2 separate regions of the Homo sapiens genome follow, and region 1 is linked to region 2. The links are chromatin loops, found by intact Hi-C in ENCODE. Cell type or tissue: sigmoid colon. All regions are shown on one strand. Each heading gives the region's core, and the rest is flanking DNA. Links, peaks and the distances in the headings are about the cores only. Region 1 overlaps LINC00205 (long intergenic non-protein coding RNA 205). Region 2 holds the start of LOC105372839 (a long non-coding RNA gene).

The links. Hi-C counts contacts between places; a loop is a spot of excess contacts. Peaks named below come from ENCODE experiments on the same cell type or tissue, not always from the same donor. Only the 100,000 strongest peaks of a DNase experiment are listed, where the experiment ranks them.
Region 1: it touches region 2 in a loop (11-fold over the local background); 21 of 110 quality-filtered maps call a loop at or near these places.

What each region holds. Positions count from the first base shown.
Region 1 is chr21:45,291,242-45,300,472 of GRCh38, reverse strand. It overlaps LINC00205 (long intergenic non-protein coding RNA 205), which reads right to left. Exons shown (of 3, transcript NR_026943.1): 3 at 3,119-9,231. Among named protein-coding and RNA genes, the nearest start is that of LINC00205, 7.8 kb to the right of the region's middle. RefSeq lists enhancers at 5,761-6,267, 7,792-8,299, 8,300-8,808. In sigmoid colon, for the core only: a CTCF peak has its summit at 7,847 (motif pointing left); DNase peaks (open chromatin) are centred at 4,262, 5,722, 6,692, 7,812 and 5 weaker places; H3K4me3 peaks cover 1,303 bases; H3K27ac peaks cover 3,577 bases.
Region 2 is chr21:45,344,098-45,355,128 of GRCh38, reverse strand. It overlaps LOC105372839 (a long non-coding RNA gene), which reads right to left and starts at 7,561. Exons shown (of 2, transcript XR_937800.3): 1 at 7,441-7,561; 2 at 1,591-1,764. RefSeq lists enhancers at 921-1,795, 7,274-8,190. In sigmoid colon, for the core only: no CTCF peak of the experiment used is centred there; a DNase peak (open chromatin) is centred at 5,108; H3K27ac peaks cover 953 bases.

The DNA.
Region 1 (9,231 bases), core at 1,232-9,231, 54 kb after region 2:
TCTCCTATCCGGAAAGTATGTGGCTCACACGGTGGTGCAAGGAGCCTTGGGCTGGGCAGCTGCTGGCCTGGATCCGAGTCCTGCCCTGGTGAAAGTGCTGATTACTTTACATACTTCTACATCTGCAGAACCAGGTGATTGATCCTCAAAGCCCAGCCAGCTCCAGCAAGCTCTGGTACCTGCAACCACGGGCCGCCCTGTGCCCGGCCCACCTTCCTCGAACCGTGTTCCGCTCACCTGTGGCGCGGCCGCCCCCGGAGCAGCGCGTGCCGTGTGCCGAGGACAGAGGCAGACCCGGACAGAGATAGATGTGGAGGGGTAGCCAGTATCAGGGGCACCCCCGCTTGTGCTCACTGCCCCACCCGCCTGCTTTTGCCGCTAACGTCCAGACATTCTTCTCTTAACCCCAAAGCCCCTGGGGTTCAGTTCCTGCTGTTGCAGCCCAAGGGCTCCACCAAGAGCTGGGGGCAGTGTCCACCTCCTGGGGGTCTCGAGGGGCTCCATAAGAGCCCCTTGTCCTGAGCCCCCACCCAGGCTGCGCACTGGCAGCTGTTCAGTCCCGGCTGGCTTTAATTGTTGTCGTTTAATATTCAATATTGACATAAACTCTATTTTGGTTGTGAAACCACTCAGCATTCCATGTCCTTATTCCTGGATTTTGATTCTAAGCCCCTTTAGGAAATGTCTGCCCCGAAGTGACCGTCTCGTCTGGAAGGTTCCCACAGAGCAGGGTATGATGACAGCCCAACGGGCTTCCTCCCAGTGCAGACACCGCCCCAGCGGCTCCGGCAGGAGCACGTTATCATCCGCAGAGGACAGACGCCGAAACGTGCAGGGGCCTGTAAGCCTGCGCAGTGTCACACACACTCAGCCCCAGCGAGGGGCACGCACACATTACCGTGTTTGAGATGACAGTTTTACAGTGTGTTGATTGTTGATGTCCCCTACTTTTCTGGATTTTCCTCCAGTTTTGTTTTTTGTGGGTTTTTTTTTTGAGATAGGGTCTTGCTCTGTCATCCAGGCTGGACACTATCTCAAACAAGCAAGCAAACAAAAAAAAATTAAAAGTGCAGCCCTCACCTCCTCGGCTCAAGCCATCCTCCCACTTCAGCCTCCTGAGTAGCTGGGACTACAGTTGTCTGCCACCACCCCTGGCTAATTAAAAAAAATTTTTTTTGTAAAGACGGGGTCTTGCCATCCTGCCCAGGCTGGTCTCGAACTCCTGGGCTCAAGCAATCCTCCCGCCTTCGCCTCCCAAAGTGCTTGGCTTACAGGCATAAGCCACCACGCCCAGCCATTCCCCAATTTTGAATTGGTATTAGTAGCTTTAATTCTGTTCTGTTTCTCTTACAATAAGCACCTTTCTCAACACATTTCCATCCATTGACAAAATAGGGAGAAAGGGGCATTTCCAGTGATTTAGATGGGTTACTTTAAAAAACATCTGTGTCATCTCTTTAAACTGTTCAGGAACTTCGTGTTGACAGTGTTTTCCTCTGTGCCATCAGACACATTCTCTACTGGTTTATAGAAATCAAGTTAAGAGCCATCTCTGGAATCAAGGTAACCTGGGTAAATGTTGAGACCTGAAGGGATTTGGTGATAGCAACTCTCCTTTCAAATTCTGCAGGAGGAGTGGATGTTAATCTGAGATGGCCACAGAGCTGAGGGTTCCTACAGGGAACGGTAACATGAGGTGTGTTTGTGGACTGGCCCCTGCTTCCCAGTCTCCACCCAGAAGACCTCGGGGAAGACACAGGCAGACACTAGGTTTTTTCAATTATAAAACCACCATGTTCTGGCTTATACTGACACATTTTAAAAGCCAGGTTAAACAGATGATTTTCTTAGAAAATATAAAGTATGGCTGGGCACAGTAGCTCATGCCTGTAATCTCTGCACTTCGGGAGGCCGAGGCAGGTGGATCACTTGAGGTCAGGAGTTCAAGACCAGCCTGGCCAACATGGTAAAACCCCATCTCTACTAAAAATACAAAAATTAGCCGGGTGTGGTGGCACACACCTGTAATCCCAGCTACTCAGAAGGCTGAGGCAGGAGAATTGCTTGAGCCTGAGAGGCAGAGGTTGCAATAAGCAGAGATCACTCCAGCCTGGGCAACAGAGCGAGACTCTATCTCAAAAAATAGTGTAACATTTAAAAACAACAAAAATGAAAATATAAAGTATAACATTGACTCAAGTAGAAATAGAAAATCTGATTAGCCCTATGGGACATGGGCAGGAAACAGAAAAAAAAAAAAGTAGTCAAATGATATCCTTTAAAAAAGCACCAAGCTCAGGCAGTTTTTTACAGGAATATGCAGGACTGATCTCTGCAACAGAGAGACAGAATGACCGTTTAGGAACCTGTCCTCTGAAGGCCAACGGCTCAGTTCAAATTCCATCTTCGCCCCCATGGCTGGTGACCTTAGGCAGACTACTTAAACTCTCAGCCTCTTCATCTGTCAGATGGACACGAAAGCAATACCTAGTTCACAGGGATGACTTCCAGGTTAAGGACTTAACTCATGTAAAATATATAGAATTGTGTTTGTTGCAATAGGAAGAACTTGATACAGGTGAATTTTTACTAAGAATTACTATCATTTCCAGGCACAGACAAAGACAAAAGTATCACAATTCATTCTGTAATATATAGTTGTATGAGTCTATTCTCACATTGCTATAGAGAAATACCTGAGACTGGGTAATTTATAAGGAAAAGAGGTTAAATTGGCTCATGGTTCTGCAGGCTGTATGGGAACCTTCGGGGCGGCCTCAGGAAACCTTCAATCGTGGCAGAAGGTGAAAGGGGAGCTGGTGCGTCTTACATGGCCAGAGCAAAAGCAGGAGGGTCAGGGAGGTGCCACACACATTTAAACGACCAGATCTCGCGAGAACTCACTATTGCGAGAACAGTACCAAGAGGAAGGTACTAAACCATTCATGAGAAATTCACTCCCATGATCCAACCACCTCCCACCAGGCCACACCTCCAACACTGGGGATTACAATTCAACATCGGATTTGGGTGGGGACACAGATCCAAACCATATCAATAGTTAACCAAAAACCTGAGAAACTAATGGCAAGAATAACACACACACATCTACACACAATGATGCTGACATATTATTTATAATAGGGATGTAATTACCCAAAAATAAAAGTATTAACAAACAGAATCCAATCCACCAGGAGCAAGTAAAGTCTATCTCCGGAAAGCAAAGACGGTTCAACATTAGAGAATCTGTTAGTACAACTCACTACATGAAGAGACTAAAAAAGGGAAACTTTGGGCATCTCAAAAGATAGGCCCCTAACAAGCAACTGGTAAATTTAATATTTAGTCCTAATTTTAAAGCACACACAACCACAAGATATTCAGAAAGCTAAAAATAGTCAGAAACTTCCTTAACCTGTAACAAACATTGTATTTAATGCATGAGAACAGATATTAGCAAATTTTCCCGTAAAAGCTCAGATGGTGAATATTCTAGGTTTTTCGGGCAATACCGCCTCTGTCTGGACTATTTAACAGCATTGCTGTGGCGTGACAGTAGCCATCAGACAATATGTAGAAAAATGTGTGTAACTGTGTTCCAATAAAACTTTATTTACAAGAAGAGACCATTGGCTGGATTTGGCCCCCCGGCCACCAGTTTGGAAACCCCTGCATTAGAATCATTCGCATTAGTCAGAAACAAGAGAAAGACGCTTGAGTCCTGGCCAACATGATAATATACACAAAGTATAAATATTAGAAAGGCAGAGACACAACTATAATTATTTGCATAATTATATGACTGTTTACCTAAAAAGTTCAAAATAATGAACGGACAAACTATTACAAGTGACCAAGTGTAACATCAATATACATCAATCAACAGTGTTTACTAAAACAGCAATACAGAATTACAACATTTTATGGGAAAGTGTCCCATTCATTATAACAAAAACTTTGTGGATTTCATAAAAATCCACAAAATACTCAAGAACAAACCAAGAAATGAGCACATCGGACATCAAAGAAATCTTAAAAATTTTGCCAAAGCTCTAAATTCGTTGAGAGCTGGAATCCATTTTCAAGTAGTAGGACTCTAAGTCACATGAATGTCAATTTTCCAAACTGTCCCCATAAACTCCGTGCATCCCTTAAAACTCCCGCAGGACTGCTGTGGGTCTTGACACTGCTTCTAAACTTGACATGGGAGAGGAAACGTGTAGGACCCGCTGAGGAATGCTTCTGAACGGCCTCGGGGAGGGAGCCTGCTGTAAAGCTGTCACAGTTAATGCCAGTGCTACTGTGCAGAAAGAGAACTCAGCCCGTGAGTCAGGACTGAGACAGCAGAGACAGCAAGTATTTACGGGAATTTTATTTACGATGATGGTAGCATTTCATGTCAGTCGGTGGAGAAAAGATTCCTTTTTCAATAAATGATGTGACAACTGGCTACGTATTTGAAAAAGAAAACGTTAGACCCGTATCTCACACAACCCCAAACAAAATTCCCGCGGATTAAAGGGCTAACCACCTGTGATGGAGTGAATGCTGATGTGTCCCCCCAAAATTCCTGTGTTGAAGCCTCACCCCCAGTGACACGGTATCAGGAGAGGGAGCCTTCGTTACGTTAGCCAGGAATCCCACCCTCACCAGGAACCTGACCATGCTACACGGTGATCCAAGACTCCCAACCTCCAGAACCGTGGGAAGTAAGTTTCTGCTGTTTAAGCCCCACAGTCTATGTTATTTTGTTCTCAGCCCCGGCTGACGAGAACGCCATTAGAACATCAGAAGCCACAGCCATAGAAGGACAGACGAGACGCTGAAGTTTGTTTTAACCGTCTTGCCATAAGAAATACCCTATAAGTCACATCTGAGACTCAGGCGTCCTAAGAAAGGGGGGTGTGGACACTGCCCCCAGCACCTCTTGTGGCCGGGCTGGGTGACAGGCACACAGGAACTCATGGCACTCGTCTCATAACCATTGTTCACATTAAACGTGCACCAAAATTTACAACAGAACACCATCGACAAAGCTAAAAGGCAGGCAATGGATGGAAGAAACCATTTCCAAACTACCAACATGGTGTCCCAACAGGAAAAGACTAACTACTGGGCAAAAGATGCGGTTAAACAAGTCACAGAAGAACCCACAGGTACCGCTCCTGCAGAAGCTGGCGACTCTGCCGACACCGTCAGCATGACGCAGAGGGGTCTCCTCCCCACACCCACAGCTCCGCGCATCCTCCCCTGTGGGCCCGAGGTGGGCGTGTACTGATTCATCCCCACCTCTGTCTGCTCCTGAGAGCAGCGCCCTTCACATCTGCGTCCTAGGCCCCACTAAACGCAGGACACGGAGGCCCTCGCAAACTTCTCGAATGAATGAACGAATGAAGGTCGTTTTCAAGACCTCTGGCCCTTCCCCTCTTAGAATCTCTAAATCTCACACTTGCACTTGCTCTGGAGGGGATGAAACAGACACTGCCAGGGCCCGGAGGTTTACGATGTTTATGCTGAGGCCCAGGGAGCTATGCGGGCTCAGGATCCATGTGGATTTGTTACCCTGAACTCAGCGGTCAGGGCCTGCTGGTGAATCAGCAAAACCTCCGGCTGTGCTTCATTCCAGGGAGGAAACCCAGCAGCCCCGTCCCCGTCTGCATTTCCGCTGACGCTATCACTGGAGAGGGAGACGAGGAGTCCTTGAAACCAGCCCTCCGAACATAAATAAGCAGCCGGGTTCAGTGAAGCACATGACGCAGGCTTCACCTCTGCCAGCGTTTCCATCCCAGAAAGTCCTGCGGGACAGATTCTCACAGTCCCCAGTGAGCCCCATCCATGACCCCTGCTCGCCCCCCACGTTTCCCAGATGACGGCAGCTGGAGAGCCTTCCTCCGACAGCGGCCCCAGGCCACGGAGAGGCGGCCCCGCAGAGAGCGGATGTTTGTGAAGCTCCTCTTGGAGGGAAAGCTGCCCCCAACGCTGAACACTCCCGTCTCAAGGCACAGACAGGGGAGCGGTCACAAGCCGGCCAGTCCCTTTTACAGCCAAAATCGGGGGCTCAGAACATTCTTTAATGATTTCCGAGCCACCGAGTGCACTGGGCGGCCCCGTCTCTGTTTTCATTCCCTGAGATGTGGTGCTTTCTCTCCTGGAGCCCCGTGTTGGGGACGCTTCAACCGCAGGCCTTGCCTCCCTCCCACAGTGCTGAGGAAGGACAGGCCCTCCCTTCCCCAGGAAAGGCCAGGCTGGAGGAGCCCAGGTGTGGGGGGAAGTTCTGAGCTGGCATTGTCACCCCCGGGTCTAGTATCCCCACAGAGTGGACCCTGGCCCTGAGCCCAGGCTGTGCCTCCCCTATGTGCAGCCGCTGGGATGTGTCCAGGGCAGCACAGGAGGCAGGTGCCCAGGTACTCCCCTAGGCAGAAGCCTCGGGTTCTGTTCCAGGGCAGGTGGGCTGGCGTGGCCCTCGGGAGCACAGAGCCCTGACTGTAGCCCCCCAGATCCCCACAGGCACCGGCCAGTCTCACCCAGGAGGGCAGGCCCTGCTGTGCTGCAGGCCCCCCGGGGCGCTGGTCCCCTCCCCCATGCTGACCACACGTGGCTTCCTTGGGATCAGCGCACCCCCAGGAAACCCTGGGCGCCTTCACGACTTGGTCACTTGGTGACCTGGGACCCTCGGGCGCCTGCTCCGTGCACAGAGCTGGCCAGGCTGTCCGTAGGGAAGTGTTGACTGGGGGCCCCAAGGCTCCTGCTAAGAAATCCTTCTGAGCACGGCCTCTGGCTCTGGAGAACCAGAACTCCCTGCCCTGCCACTGACTCACAAAGTTGTCCCCTCCCTGTGCACTTCCAGGCACAAAAGCCAGGATTTGATTACTGGGGAACCGCAACGTGCAGGGGTGGAACTCCGCAATGAGTCCAGAAACTCCAAACACGTGAACCTGGTAACTCACCTTGCAAACGGAGGAGCAGGCCTGCACAGGGTCCCTGGCGTTCGCTCTCTCGTCTCCTAGAAGAGTCCTCCTTGGGTCCTGAGCTCAGCGGTCCTCGGCCAGTCCACTCTCTGTCCTTCTTGCTGGCCAGCCCCCTTCCGCGAAGGGACAGCTCCCTCGTCTCCATGGCAGGGTGGTCTCGGGGGACAGTGGCAACATCCCCAACTGCCTTTCTCTGCTCTTCACTGCCGACCCTGCTCCCAGGGCCGCCCCCACGGGGCCAGGAGGCTCCGAGGTGGTGACAGGTAGATGCTCCAGCTGTGCTGAGAACTGCCCAGCCTCTCCCCATCTGCACGTCTCTCAGGAGAGGACCCACATCCGGTCCCCACACATCTACCCACTGTGGGTGTTCTGGCTGGGGTGCCTGTGACCCACAACTACCTCCGGCCCAGGGCTCACTCAGGGGGCTGGCGGCCTGGAGTGCCCAGACCTGACCCTGCTGAGTTCTGTGGGGACGGACGACACTCAGGGCCCAGCAGGGGTAGAAGGATGGGCTCTAACAGGTGTGGCCCCAGGACCACAAGCTGCACCTGCTGCGTCTGAGCCCAAACAGGGCCTCCTTCCCCTCAGGTGAGGTTTTGCAGGGAGCTGGGCGGGGCACAGAAGAGCTGGGAGCAGGTCAGCAGTTGAAGAGTGGCTCCGGGAGGGGCCGCAGAGGCCCAGGGCCTGCTCTCAGGGGTCGCTGGGGACAGGAGAGGCTCCGACAGGGGCCGCCCAGTGTGCTCTTCTCTCATGTGCTGGGGCCTCTCTCTTCATTCCCTGCTGGAAACATCCATGCTGTGCTTGGCGGGGCTGCGTTTCCCCGTGGCACAGAGCTCCCAGGAAGGGCTCTCCTGCCCTCTCGTGGCGGCCTCGGGGCAGTGGCCTGTGGGGGCCGCCAGCCCCTCCTTCGCTGTGTGAGCCGCTGGTCACAGAAGACTGCGGTGCAGGGAAAGGGGCCACTTCCTGATACTCAGGGACAGATTTTCTTCTCTTGAGGAAAGCCTCATAAGACCTCTTCCGGGTCATTCCTGATTAGGACTTTAATCCAGGGGTCAACAAAAGACTCCCCAACCTGAAGGAGGCTGCCCAGGCAGGGAGAAGAAAGGTCAGAGCCCACGGAGAGGCAGAGGGGCGCCAGCCTGGAGTGCCCCCTGCTGCGGCGCCCGGCACGTGGCTCGCCTGCTCTCCCGCCTCTGTCACCTGGGAAGAAACGGTGGGCAGGGGGAGCAGGGGGAGCGCGCCCGGGGCCTGAAGCAAGGCCGGGCCTTCGCCATGGACAAGTGACTTGGGCCTGCTGGAGACAGGGCATGGACCGTGGCCTCTAGGTGAGCACAGTACTGCCCGTAGGACCCGGGTCTGTGGACCCCGGCTGTGAAGGCCACTGAGCCCAGCAGAGCTCCACCCTGAGTCCTCACAATAGAGCCAGTGGGGTCAGGGAGGCCTGGCCCTGAGCGGCCCAGAGGCAGAGGCGTGGCCTGCTCGGTTCCGCTGTGGCCTTGGCTGTTCTATGGATTTCTGCTTCGGGGTGACCTGTGGCCCCTTCATGAAGAGGGTCGGCTTCTGCTTGGGCGGTCACCTCCCCATCCATTAACCATTGACATCTGCAAGAAGTATCTGTTCACAGAAACAGCAGCGGCCCTGTGTTTGGAGGCGGTGGCCTGGGCGTGGCTGCAGTGCTGTGGGTCCCCGATGGGGGGCGAGGGCTGCAGTGCTGTGGGACCCCGGAGGGGGGCGAGGGCTGCAGTGTTGTGGGTCCCTAGAGGGGGGGTGAGGGCTGCAGTGCCATGGGTCCCCGGTGGGGGGTGGGGGGCTGCATAGGGAAACCCATCTCAAGGGGCTCTGTGCCCACAGGGCCCAGGCAAACCCCTTGGCCTGTCCGTGGGAGTGTCAGGGTCCCCAAGGCTGCACGAGGTCACAGCACCTGTCCAGGAGGACTCATGGGAGTGTAAGAAGTTATGTTCAGCCAGGTGGTGCCATTTCTCCCAGGTAAAGACGAACGGCTGGATCATACAGCAGGTGTGTCCCCAGCTTCTGGCTTTCCGTGCCCTGACCACTCTGCAGCCCGGCCAGTTGCAGGTTTTCCCTGCAGGCCTGAACTCAAGCTGGGCCTTGAGCATTCCCAGGCACTGATAAAGGTGTTTAGGTCATTGCCCAAAACCCTGAAACAAAGCAGCCCTGGTCCAAATTCCTTAAACTCTCATATCAACTCGCTGCAGACAGACCTGGGTGGAATCCCCATCTTGCCGTCTGTCCCAAAGAT
Region 2 (11,031 bases), core at 1,671-9,670:
TTTCTTTGTGGAAGGAGTTTGATAACGAATTCAGTTATTAAAAGTAGACATAAGGCTATCCAGATTTTCTATTTCATTTCATGCTGATTTTGGTAAGTTGTGTTTTTCAGAAATTTGTGTCACCCAACGTTGTTAAATTTACTGACAAAGTTGCTCATAAAGTTTTATTATTATCCTGTGCTGTCTCAAGGATCCACATTGATATTCTTTCTTTCAGTCTACATATTGGCAATTTGTGTCTTCTCTCTCTTTTTTAAATCGATCTTGCTTGACAGATAACAATTTTAACAACTAAAAAAATCAATTTTGGGTTTGTTGATCTTTTTATCTGTTTTGTATTTCAATAATTTCTGCTACTACTTTCATTATTTATTTTCTACTTTTTGGGTTTAATTTGCTTATCTCTTTTATGCTACTTATATTGGAAACTTATATTATTGATGTTAAGCCTTTCTTTGTTTCTAATCTTAAGTATTTAAAGCTATAAATTTCCCTCTAAGCACCCTTTGCCTGCATTTCCACAAATTCTTACATTCTGCATTTTCATGATGATTCAATTCAAAATATTTTCTTCAAGATTTCTTCTTTAAAAGTTTTTTTTTGTGGCTAAGTCTTGCTACATTGCCCAGGCTGATGGACTCCTGGGTTTAAGCAATCCTCCCACCTCAGCCTCCCGAGTAGCTGGGGCGATGGGCGAGAGCCACCTTGCCTGGCATGCGATTTCTTCTTGACCCACACATTATTTAGACGTGTGTTGTTTAGTGTACAAATAGTTGAGACTTTAAAAAATATTTAAAGCATGTACAGGAGACACTGCAGCCCCTCATGCCAAACCCAGGGCAAAATGTCCCGGCTTCTTGCAACAACCCTATGAAGAAGAGACTATTATGATTCCTAGTTTTCAGGTGAGAAAACTGAAGCTCAGAATCATTAAATTACCTTTTCAAGGTCGAACAGATGGAATATGGTCCAGCCAGGTCCTGAGCCCTGCTATGCTGGACTTTAAAGTTGATGCTACTGACTACGGGTGAGTTGTGTGCACCTGTGTGCCTGTACCTGTGTACGTGCCTGTGTGCCTGTGTCTGTGCGCCTGTACCTCTGTGTAGGTGCCTATGTGCCTGTGCCTTTGCCTGTGTGCCTGTGTCTGTGTGCCTATGTCTGTGTGCCTGTGTGCCTATGTCTGTGTGCCTGTGTGTCTGTGTGCCTGTGTCTGTGTGTATGTGCCTGTGTGCCTGTGTCTGTGTGTTTGGGCCTGTGTGCCTGTGCCTGTGTATATGTACCTGTGTGTATGTGCCTGTGTGCCTGTGTGCCTATGCCTGTGTGCCTGTGTGTCTGTGTGCCTGTGTCTGTGTGTCTGGGCCTCTGTGTATGTGCCTGTGTGCCTGTGTGCCTATGCCTGTGTGCCTGTGTGTCTGTGTGCCTGTGTCTGTGTGTCTGGGCCTCTGTGTATGTGCCTATGTGCCTGTGCCTGTGTACCTGTGTCTGTGTGCCTGTGTCTGTGTGTATGTGTCTGTGTGCCTGTGCCTTTGCCTGTGTGCCTGTGTCTGTGTGCACAGTTTGCTAGGTCTGTCACAATAAGCCACCACACACTGGGGGCTTAAACAACAGACATTTATTATCTCACAGCAGGCTGATTCCCCCTGAGGCTGTAAGGGAGAGGCTGCTCCAGGCCTCCCCCAGCTTCTGGGCGTCCCACAGCCATCATGGCTCCTCAGTGTGCAGATGCATCCCACAGCTGTCTCCACACGGTGTCCAGACCTCCCCCTTTAAAAGACACACAAACACACCCTAATTACCTCATTTGTACTTGATTAACTGCAGATGCTATCTCCAGATAAGTTTATTCACAGATCCTGGGGGTTAGGACTCCAACATGTGAATTTGGGAGAGACACAGTTCAATCTATAACGGCATGTATATGTATATGCTTGCCTGTGCATGTGTGTGCACATACGTGTGTATACCAGCGTGTGTGTGTTTGTGTGTAAACTGCGTGACTCTGCATAAAATCCTACCCTGAGGCTGACAGGTGGTGAAACCGGGCCCAGTGCAGGGCCAGGACCTGCCGGGATCACAGGAGGCTGGGCAGCCGCCTCCCCCGCATCCTCCCGGCTGACACCCTGTGCTGCGAGGTCAGGCCGCCCCGGCTGTGGGCACAGGAGCCCCGGCTGTGGGCACAGGAGCCCCGGCTGTGGGCACAGGAATGGGCAGCAGGCTACCAAGCCGAGGGTCTGCATGGGTCCTCCAGCCATCTGTGGAGGCGCCCCACGGGCAGAGAGGGGAACGAGGGCCGTGTGTGCCTGGATGGAGGTAACTGCTGGGCGGGGGGCTGATTGTGAGCACCAGGGATAAAGCCTTGAAGCCAGAGCCGGAGGAGGCCGAGGAGGGGCTGGCGGGGTGAGCACAGAGCCGCCGCAGGAGCCCTCGGGACTCGGTGCCTGGGTCTTTGGGAGGGACAGGGAGCAGGACAGCGTGGCCTGGGCACCGGGTCCAGGCAACTGTCCAGTCTCTGGGGGCCAGGCCGAGGAGCTGGACTTCTGTTCCCTTGAGATCCCTTGTATGGTGTGGATTTCTGGCTTCTCTTTCTTTTTCTTTTTTCTTTTCTTTCTTTTTTTTTGAGATGGAGTTTTGCTCTTTTTGCCCAGGCTGGAGTGCAATGGCACGATCTTGGCTCACCGCAACCTCCGCCTCCCAGGTTCAAGTGATTCTCCTTCCTCAACCTCCCGAGTAGCTGGGATTCCAGGCACCTGCCACCATGCCCGGCTGATTTTTGTATTTTTAATAGAGATGGGGTTTCACCATGTTGGCCAGGCTGGTCTTGAACTCCTGACCTCAGGTGATCCACTTGCCTTGGCCTCCCAAAGTGCTGGGATTACAGGCTTGAGCCACTGTGCCTGGCCCTCATGGCTTCTCAAGTCTGGCAGATCCTCCCCAGATGCCTAGGCCCCCACAGCTCCCTGCATGCTGAGGTCCAAGCTGGAGGCAGCGTGGTTTCTGTGTGGGCTGCTGGCTGCAGGGCTGACCAATGGCCAGGGCTGCCCTGGACCTGCCAGCAGTGGCAGCCGGCAGGAAGTGGGTCCCAGGTGCAGGCTAGTGGAAAGAGGAGGTTGAACCACAGCCAAGCTGCTCAGATTTTCCAGGGTTGGACCCCCGGGTCATCCATGTGGGAGGAAGGAAGTGGTCCTGGGAGAGGCAGAGGAGCCCTCTGGCCCCCACAGGAAGGGTGGGCCCTGCATCCTCAGCCCGTGCCCCTCTTTCCTAGAAACTGTGGGCCCAGGTTAACCCTGGGGCCTGTGGGGGCTGGTGCAGAGCTGAGGATGAACACATCCCCACACCAGGGGCTCCCCACTCAGACCCCGGAGCCAGAGGGGAAACTAGGGATGCCTCCCTGTTCCACTGCCAGGGCCCAGGCCACGCTGTCGGTGGACAAGTGGCCAGGCAGGTGGGTAGGCAGCAAGGCCAGGCCTCTGCTGGCCTCAAACTCAAGGTGTCCAGGAGGCCCTCAGCGGAGCGGAACGCCTGTACAGCATGAGGTTCTAGTACCACATGTGCCAGGGCGCGGGCATCTTTACCCACCACTCAGAGAGGTTGTTTGCTGAGTTCCTTCTATTTTGTAGCAGCAAGATCTTTCCTCATTGTGCGAAGAGCTGGTGCAGAACCTCCCTGATCCACGCTCTCCGTCAGTCTTGCTCTGTTTTTGGGGTCCATCCGGCCGCCACCATGTCCTGGTCCCCGCTGAGCCCCAGGTAGGCGGAGGCCCTTCCCCCCCATCCTGGGATCCGGCCGCCACCACGTCCTGGTCCCCGCGGAGCCCCAGGTGTGCGGAGGCCCTTCCCCCATTCTGGGTCTTGTCATTGCAGGGCAAACTCTGAGGCCCCCCAGCCTCGTGGTCCTGCCACCCTCCCTGGCAGGTTCTTGTCGACTCAAGCCCAGTGAACGAGGCAGCTGGAGGACAGACTCGCGGTCGGCGCTGGGACCGAGGCGGCCCTGGGGGGCCGTGCTGCCCACCTCAGCTTTGCCTCCAGCATCAGCTGCTCAGCTTGTCCCTTACCCTGGGGTCTTCTGTAAGTCCCGAGCACTGCAGCCCGTGGGAGGGGCTTTCTCCCAGCCCCAGTCCATCTCCTGATCACCACACTCCTCTCACAACGGCTTCTGGGTTCTGAGGTTTTCATTCTCACATCTGGCTTCTATGGCAGGTATATATGTAAATGCAGGTCTATGTGCAGATATGTGTACATACGAATTGTGTGTGTACATAGCTATGGTATATGTGAGTGCATGCACCTACACACAGGTACATGGTGTGTGTGTGTGTGTGTGTGGCATGCACCCATGCACACGTATGCGGTATATGTGGTACATGTGCACACATATGCAACACACGTGTATATGTGGCAGTGTGTGTGATGCATGTGGGTATATGAATGTACATGGTGTGTGTGGGAATGCATTGCACATGTGTAAGTCTATGTGTGATATGTATACACATGTGTGTGATGTGTGTGGTGCTGACTATATGCACATGTGCTGTGTGATACATGTTTGTGTGCACGTACATGTGTGGCATGGGGCGCATGTCTGTATGCATATGTGTGGTGTGGTGTGTGGTGCAAATTTATATGCATGTGTGTTGTGTGATACGTTTGTGTGCACATGCATGTAATGTGTGTGGTACATGAGTCTATATACACATGTGCTGTGTGATGCAGCTCTCTGTGCACATACATGTGGTGTGTGCCTGTGTGAATGCATGTACATGTGCAATATATAGCATGTGAGGATGTGTGCCTATGGACATGCATGTGGTGTGTACACACGTGAATGCATGTGCGCATATATGTGTGTGGCCCATGTGCATGTGTGAATGCTTGTGCATGTGTGAATGCTTGTGCATGTGTACATGTGCCTCTTTAAATTCAGGAGCTGTTCACTTGAGTGATGTAGGAATGAGCAGAGGCAGGAGCTCTGGAGTGTCCCTGACAGCAGTAAGTTCTTCCAGTTCTGGAGCAGAGCTGCCGGCGAGAGAGCCCAGCCCCGCTTTCTCCTTCCTCCAGGGCGATAATGTTCCCATGAGGCTCATTAGAGAAGACGGATGAATGCTGGCAGCTTGAAGGCTTCCAGAGTCACGAGCACGCACACGCACACACACGCACGGCCCCACCAGTCTCATTACCAGCAGTTACGTAAAGCACACTTCCTGGGAACAGCTCGCCTCATTAGTCCACTGGGGTGATCAAGCTGCAGAAAGAAACCTCTCTTCCCAGAGTGGGGCCCACCGTGCCCAGTCGGTGCAGCTCAAACCACACTCCGTTCCCAAAGGCTGGAAGCAATTTTCTGGCTCTGAGGGAATTTCCATGGATTTTTTGTTCATTTGTTTTGTTTTTAGAGACAGAGTCTTGCTCTGTCATCCAGGCTGCAGTGTGGTGGCACGATCATATCTCACTGCAGCCTTGAACTCCTGGCCTTAAACAATCCTCTTGCCTCAGCCTCCTGAGTAGCTGGGACTACAGGCACGTGCCACCACCCTCAGCTAATTGTTTTTTGTACTTTTTGTAGAGATGGGGTATCACTGTGTTGCTTGGGCTGGTCTCAAACTCAGGGGCTCAAGCGATCCTCCCACCTTGGCCTCCCACAGTGCTGGGATTGTAGGCGTGAAGCTTCAGCTGAATTCCCATGGATTTTATGTCAATTGGTGCTGAGGAGTTTGAGGCCAATGCTGGTGGTGATTCCTGGAATGTGGTGACCACTGACCTTGGAGATGATGACCCCAGGTCCCCTCCCCCAGCCCTAATTAGAGCAGAAGCACCAAGGCTTCTGCCTGGGAAATGGCTGGGAATACTCCTCCTCCCCAGCCCCTGAGGCTGGTTTACAGCGCGGGCATGGGGGCTGTGGGGACCCAGACAGGGCCTGACTCTGGCCTGCTGGGGACCCGGGCAGTCGTCTCCCAGAGACTGGTGGTTCTGGCTGCCAGACCCCAGGTTAATGTGGAATTGGGTTCCAGCCACCCTGGATCCATGCACCGGGCAGGTGCCGCCAGCCGGCCGTGCTCCCATTGGTTCCTCACACCCACAGCATGATGCTCGTCTTACAGATGAGGACTTTGAGATCCAGCAAAGTCACTAACTTGCCCAGGGTTGTACAGCAGGAAGGGGAGAGAAGAGGTTGGGAGTCAGGCAGCCTGGCCCCAGACACAGGCCCCAGACACAGGCCCTCACCCACTGTTCTGCCCTGGCCTGGCCTAAGCGTTCATAGGAAGCCGACGATGGGAGGGCCTGGTGTCCCGACAATGCCCTGGGCCCAACTCCTCGGCCCCCAGGAGAACCCAGAGGAGGGCTGGGCCCTCCCACTCCAGGTACTGGGATCCTGGCGGACAGGATGCTAGGACCCCTCTAGCCTGTGCTGCTGCAGAGGGTCACCCCACAGAGGGGGTCTGCAGACCGCCTTGGAGCCCCCGCCCTCAGCCCTTGGAGCCTGAGACTCCCAGCAGCCTGACCTATGACCTTCAGTAACGATGATGTATCAGCTGGAATCAGACAGACCACCCAGGGACTCCGCCAGTAAGGAGATTTCCTTTTACTTCCTTTGTTTAATGTCCTTCTTTTATCCACTCTTACATAATTTTATAACTTTTTATTAGGAAGATGAATCCATTAATGCATCACCAAGCTTCAGTGATAGCCAGCCTCCCTCTAGCCTCATAAATCCTCCCATGGGGTATTTGAAATGAAATGAAGACGTCCTATCACTGTGTCCATAAATACTGTGGTATGTGCCCCCAGCAGATAAAATCTCTCCTTTTTAGAAAACACAGTCACAATATAATCATCACAATGGATCCCTAAATATTCAGCCTGTTCACATTTCCCTGACTGAAAACGGCTGTTGTAACGTCTTTTCCTTGCTGCCCCGGCCGAGGCGCGTCTTCCCGCCCCGCGCCCTCTGTCCTCTCGCTTTCTGGGCATCTGCGTGTGGATCCCGGGCCGTTCGTCCCATGGGATGCCCACTCTCGGGCTGCTGCTGCTGCTGCCTGGCCGGATTTGATGAGCTCCTCCCTGCATTTCCTCCAGCCTTGGGGTTGCCAGGCAGTGCTGGCCTCTGCCCTTGGCATCTTGTGGGGGCACAGGGCGTCCTGGTGCCTCTCTTCTGGGGATGGTCAGCCTGGTCACACAGGTCCCCAGAGGAGGACTGGGTACTCCTGCCCCTGGTCCTGGGATCCCTGGAGGGCAGGATGCTGGCACCCCCTCCAGCCTGTGCTGCTGCAGAGGGTGGCCCCGCAGAGGGAGTTTTTGGACCGCCTTAGAGCTCAATACAGCAGGAGGCTGCCTCGGCTCAGGCCCTAACTGTGGTCTCAAGCCGGCTCTCTCCTTGTAGGGACTCGGTTTCCCTGTGTTACCCTACTCCCGCCCTGACGGCTCAGACCCTCTCGTGGCAGTGGCTCACCTCTGGCGTTTCCTGAAGGTTTGCAAAACGGTGATCTTCGGATCCCATCACTCCTTCTGCGTTTACTCGCTGGAGATCCTCTGGAAAGAGCTTTCTCCCGTGAGCTGCTCGGCTGGGTGAGAAAGTTCCCGCAGGAAAGCCGGGACACGTGCTTTCTACCTCCCCCTATTTGCCAGTTCGCAGCATCACGGCTTGGCGCCCTAACAGCATCCGAGAGGGACAGGAGGTTTTGAAAGCGGTTTGATAAATTCACAGAGTTTCAAACATTTGATGTTTTCTACCATCACTATACCATTAGTCTGTTCGATGCCTGTCGTGCCCCGGCTGGCGCTGGGAGCCCTTCAAGCTGGGGGCTGCCCTCTCGACAGGGGGACGCCGGCGTGGCGGGTGACACTGCACTTGCTGATGCCTCCTGGGCTTCCAGCAGCTCCCTGTGCCGCTGCCCAGCCCGCGCTCAGTCACTTCCCAGAGTCCTGGTTCAGGTGAGTGGGGAGAGGGGCTCAGAGCCAGCCTGGGTGCCGGGGACTGTGGCTCCTGAGTCGTCTTTGCTTCTGGGCAATTCCAGATGACACAGCGGAAAAAATGTATTTTTATGAAACAAACATATGGCATGAGTTCAAGAGCTTACACAGGTGCCTCCTATTCAAACTGGAGAGTTTCTTCAACTTCTTTGACTTTATACTTGTATGCTTTTTTCTCTAACCCCGAAAATCTTGGCCCCTGATGGTATTAACATGTTTTGTCTTCATTTGCTTTATTTGAAACTGTATATATTCTAGTTTAAAATAAGAATACCAATATTATGGCCAAGTGCAGTGGCTCACACCTGTAACCTCAACACTTTAGGGGGCTGAGGTAGGAGGATCACTTGAGCCCAGGAGTTGGAGACCAGCCTGGGCAACATAGTGAGACCCCATCTCTACAAAAAATCAAAAATTAGCTGGGCATGGTGGTGCACACCTGTAGTTCCAGTTATTTGGAAGACTGAGGCAGGAGACTCTCTTGAACCCGGGAGTTACAGGTTGCAGTGAGCTGTGATTACACCACTGCACTGCAGTCTGGACGACAGAGTGAGACCCTGTCTCAAAAACAAGCCAACAGACCTGGCGCGGTGGCTCACGCCTGTAATGCCAGCACTTTGGGAGGCTGAGGCGGGTGGATCACATGACGTCAGGAGTTTGAGACTTGCCTGGCCAACATGGTGAAACCCTGTCTCCACTAAAAATACACAAATTAGCCAGGCGTGGTGGCGGGTGCCCGTAATCCCAGCTTTTGGGGAGGCTGAGGCACGAGAATGGCTTGAACCTGGGAGGCGGAGACGGCAGCGAGCTGAGACTGCACTGCTGCACTCCAGCCTGGACGACAGAGCGAGGCTCTGTCTCAAAAACAAAAACAAAAAACAACAACAACAGCCAAAAAAAAAAAAAAAAAGAATACAAATATTATTATCAGCAACCCAATTAGAGACTGCAGCCCGATATTTCTGCGTGGCTCCTCTTATCCTGCTACACACCCCGCCAGGGACGTCTAACCAATTCCCTGCGTTGAAAATCCAGTGGGAAGCGACACACCCCGCCAGGGACGTCTAACCAATTCCCTGTGTTGAAAATCCAGCTGGAAGCGACACACCCCGCCAGGGACGTCTAACCAATTCCCTGCGTTGAAAATCCAGCTGGAAGCGACACACCCCGCCAGGGACGTCTAACCAATTCCCTGTGTTGAAAATCCAGCTGGAAGCGACACACCCCGCCAGGGACGTGTAACCAATTCCCTGCGTTGAAAATCCAGCTGGAAGCGACACACCCCGCCAGGGACGTGTAACCAATTCCCTGCGTTGAAAATCCAGTGGGAAGCGACACACCCCGCCAGGGACGTCTAACCAATTCCCTGTGTTGAAAATCCAGTGGGAAGCGACACACCCCGCCAGGGACGTCTAACCAATTCCCTGTGTTGAAAATCCAGCTGGAAGCGACACACCCCGCCAGGGACGTGTAACCAATTCCCTGCGTTGAAAATCCAGTGGGAAGTGACACACCCCGCCAGGGACGTCTAACCAATTCCTTGTGTTGAAAATCCAGCTGGAAGCGACACACCCCGCCAGGGACGTGTTACCAATTCCCTGTGTTGAAAATCCAGCTGGAAGCGACACACCCCGCCAGGGACGTCTAACCAATTCCCTGTGTTGAAAATCCAGCTGGAAGCGACACACCCCGCCAGGGACGTGTTACCAATTCCCTGCGTTGAAAATCCAGTGGGAAGCGACACACCCCGCCAGGGACGTCTAACCAATTCCTTGTGTTGAAAATCCAGCTGGAAGCGACACACCCCGCCAGGGACGTGTTACCAATTCCCTGTGTTGAAAATCCAGCTGGAAGCGACACACCCCGCCAGGGACGTCTAACCAATTCCCTGTGTTGAAAATCCAGCTGGAAGCGACACACCCCGCCAGGGACGTGTTACCAATTCCCTGTGTTGAAAATCCAGCTGGAAGAGACACACCCCGCCAGGGACGTCTAACCAATTCCTTGTGTTGAAAATCCAGTTGGAATGCTTCTCCAAGCTGTTAGGCCACCAATAGGACATGAAATTCTGTCCATTGGTCATTTGTCTCCCATCTTCAGGGACCTCCCTGTTTGAGTCTTCCTTGTGCCTGCTTTGTTTTGTCGCTAAATTACACACACAATTCCTGAGGCAAAACCGTCAACCACAGCTGCTTGGCTTAGCCCGGCTTTCGGGCAAGGGGGCAGGTTCGGCACTGGGGACCAAGGCACTGTGAAACCACCACGTGGCCCCGCTGATAGGCACCTGCTCTGAAGGCGGCTGGAGGCCGTCTCGCCTGAGACCCTGACTGTCATCTCAAGCCGGTTGTCCCTTGCAGGGACTCGGCTTTTCTATGCTCTCCTATTTAAACAGACATAGTGTCTGTGCTATGCTGGGCCCCAAGGGTAAGTCACAGAGGCCTGAAATCGAGGATGAGGCCGAGCGGAGCCTGGGCAATGTGGGCGCGGCCTAGAGGGCTGCGCTGCACTGTGGTGGACATGGCCTGCAGCGCCGTGAGCGATGCCTGTGCTCTCACTCCCACGGGGCAGGTGGAATCCCACGGACAGAGTCTCCTCACCCGGCCTCCCCCCAGCTGTGTGTCCAGGGCCGAGGCATCGGTTGGGCCAGCTGAGCTGGTGTTTGTTGACCAGGAGCAGCTTTAGTTTGCTCTGGGTAGAGCCCAACTTGTCTCATCCACCTCTAAAGCCAAACTTCATCCCATTGACCAACGACGAGCTGGAATTCCACAGGACAGTCTGTGGCCACCAGAAAATCCTCCATGGCCTCTGCCACAGGCTCTGTCTGACTGTGGAGCAGATGGATGTTTCCGCGAACACAGGTCAGAGTCCTGCCTCCCAGCCAGCCCTCCTCATCACAGTCCTGGCACTTCATCCAACTCCCTCTGTCCTCCGAGTTGTGGCAGGGGCAGAAAACCCCACCGTGGAGTGCTGAGCCAAGACTGGGTTCACGGATGGGTCCCGGCCACTGGCTGCTATACCATGCTGCCTTTCCACCCTCTGCAGCACCGCATGGAACGCACACATCCTCTCA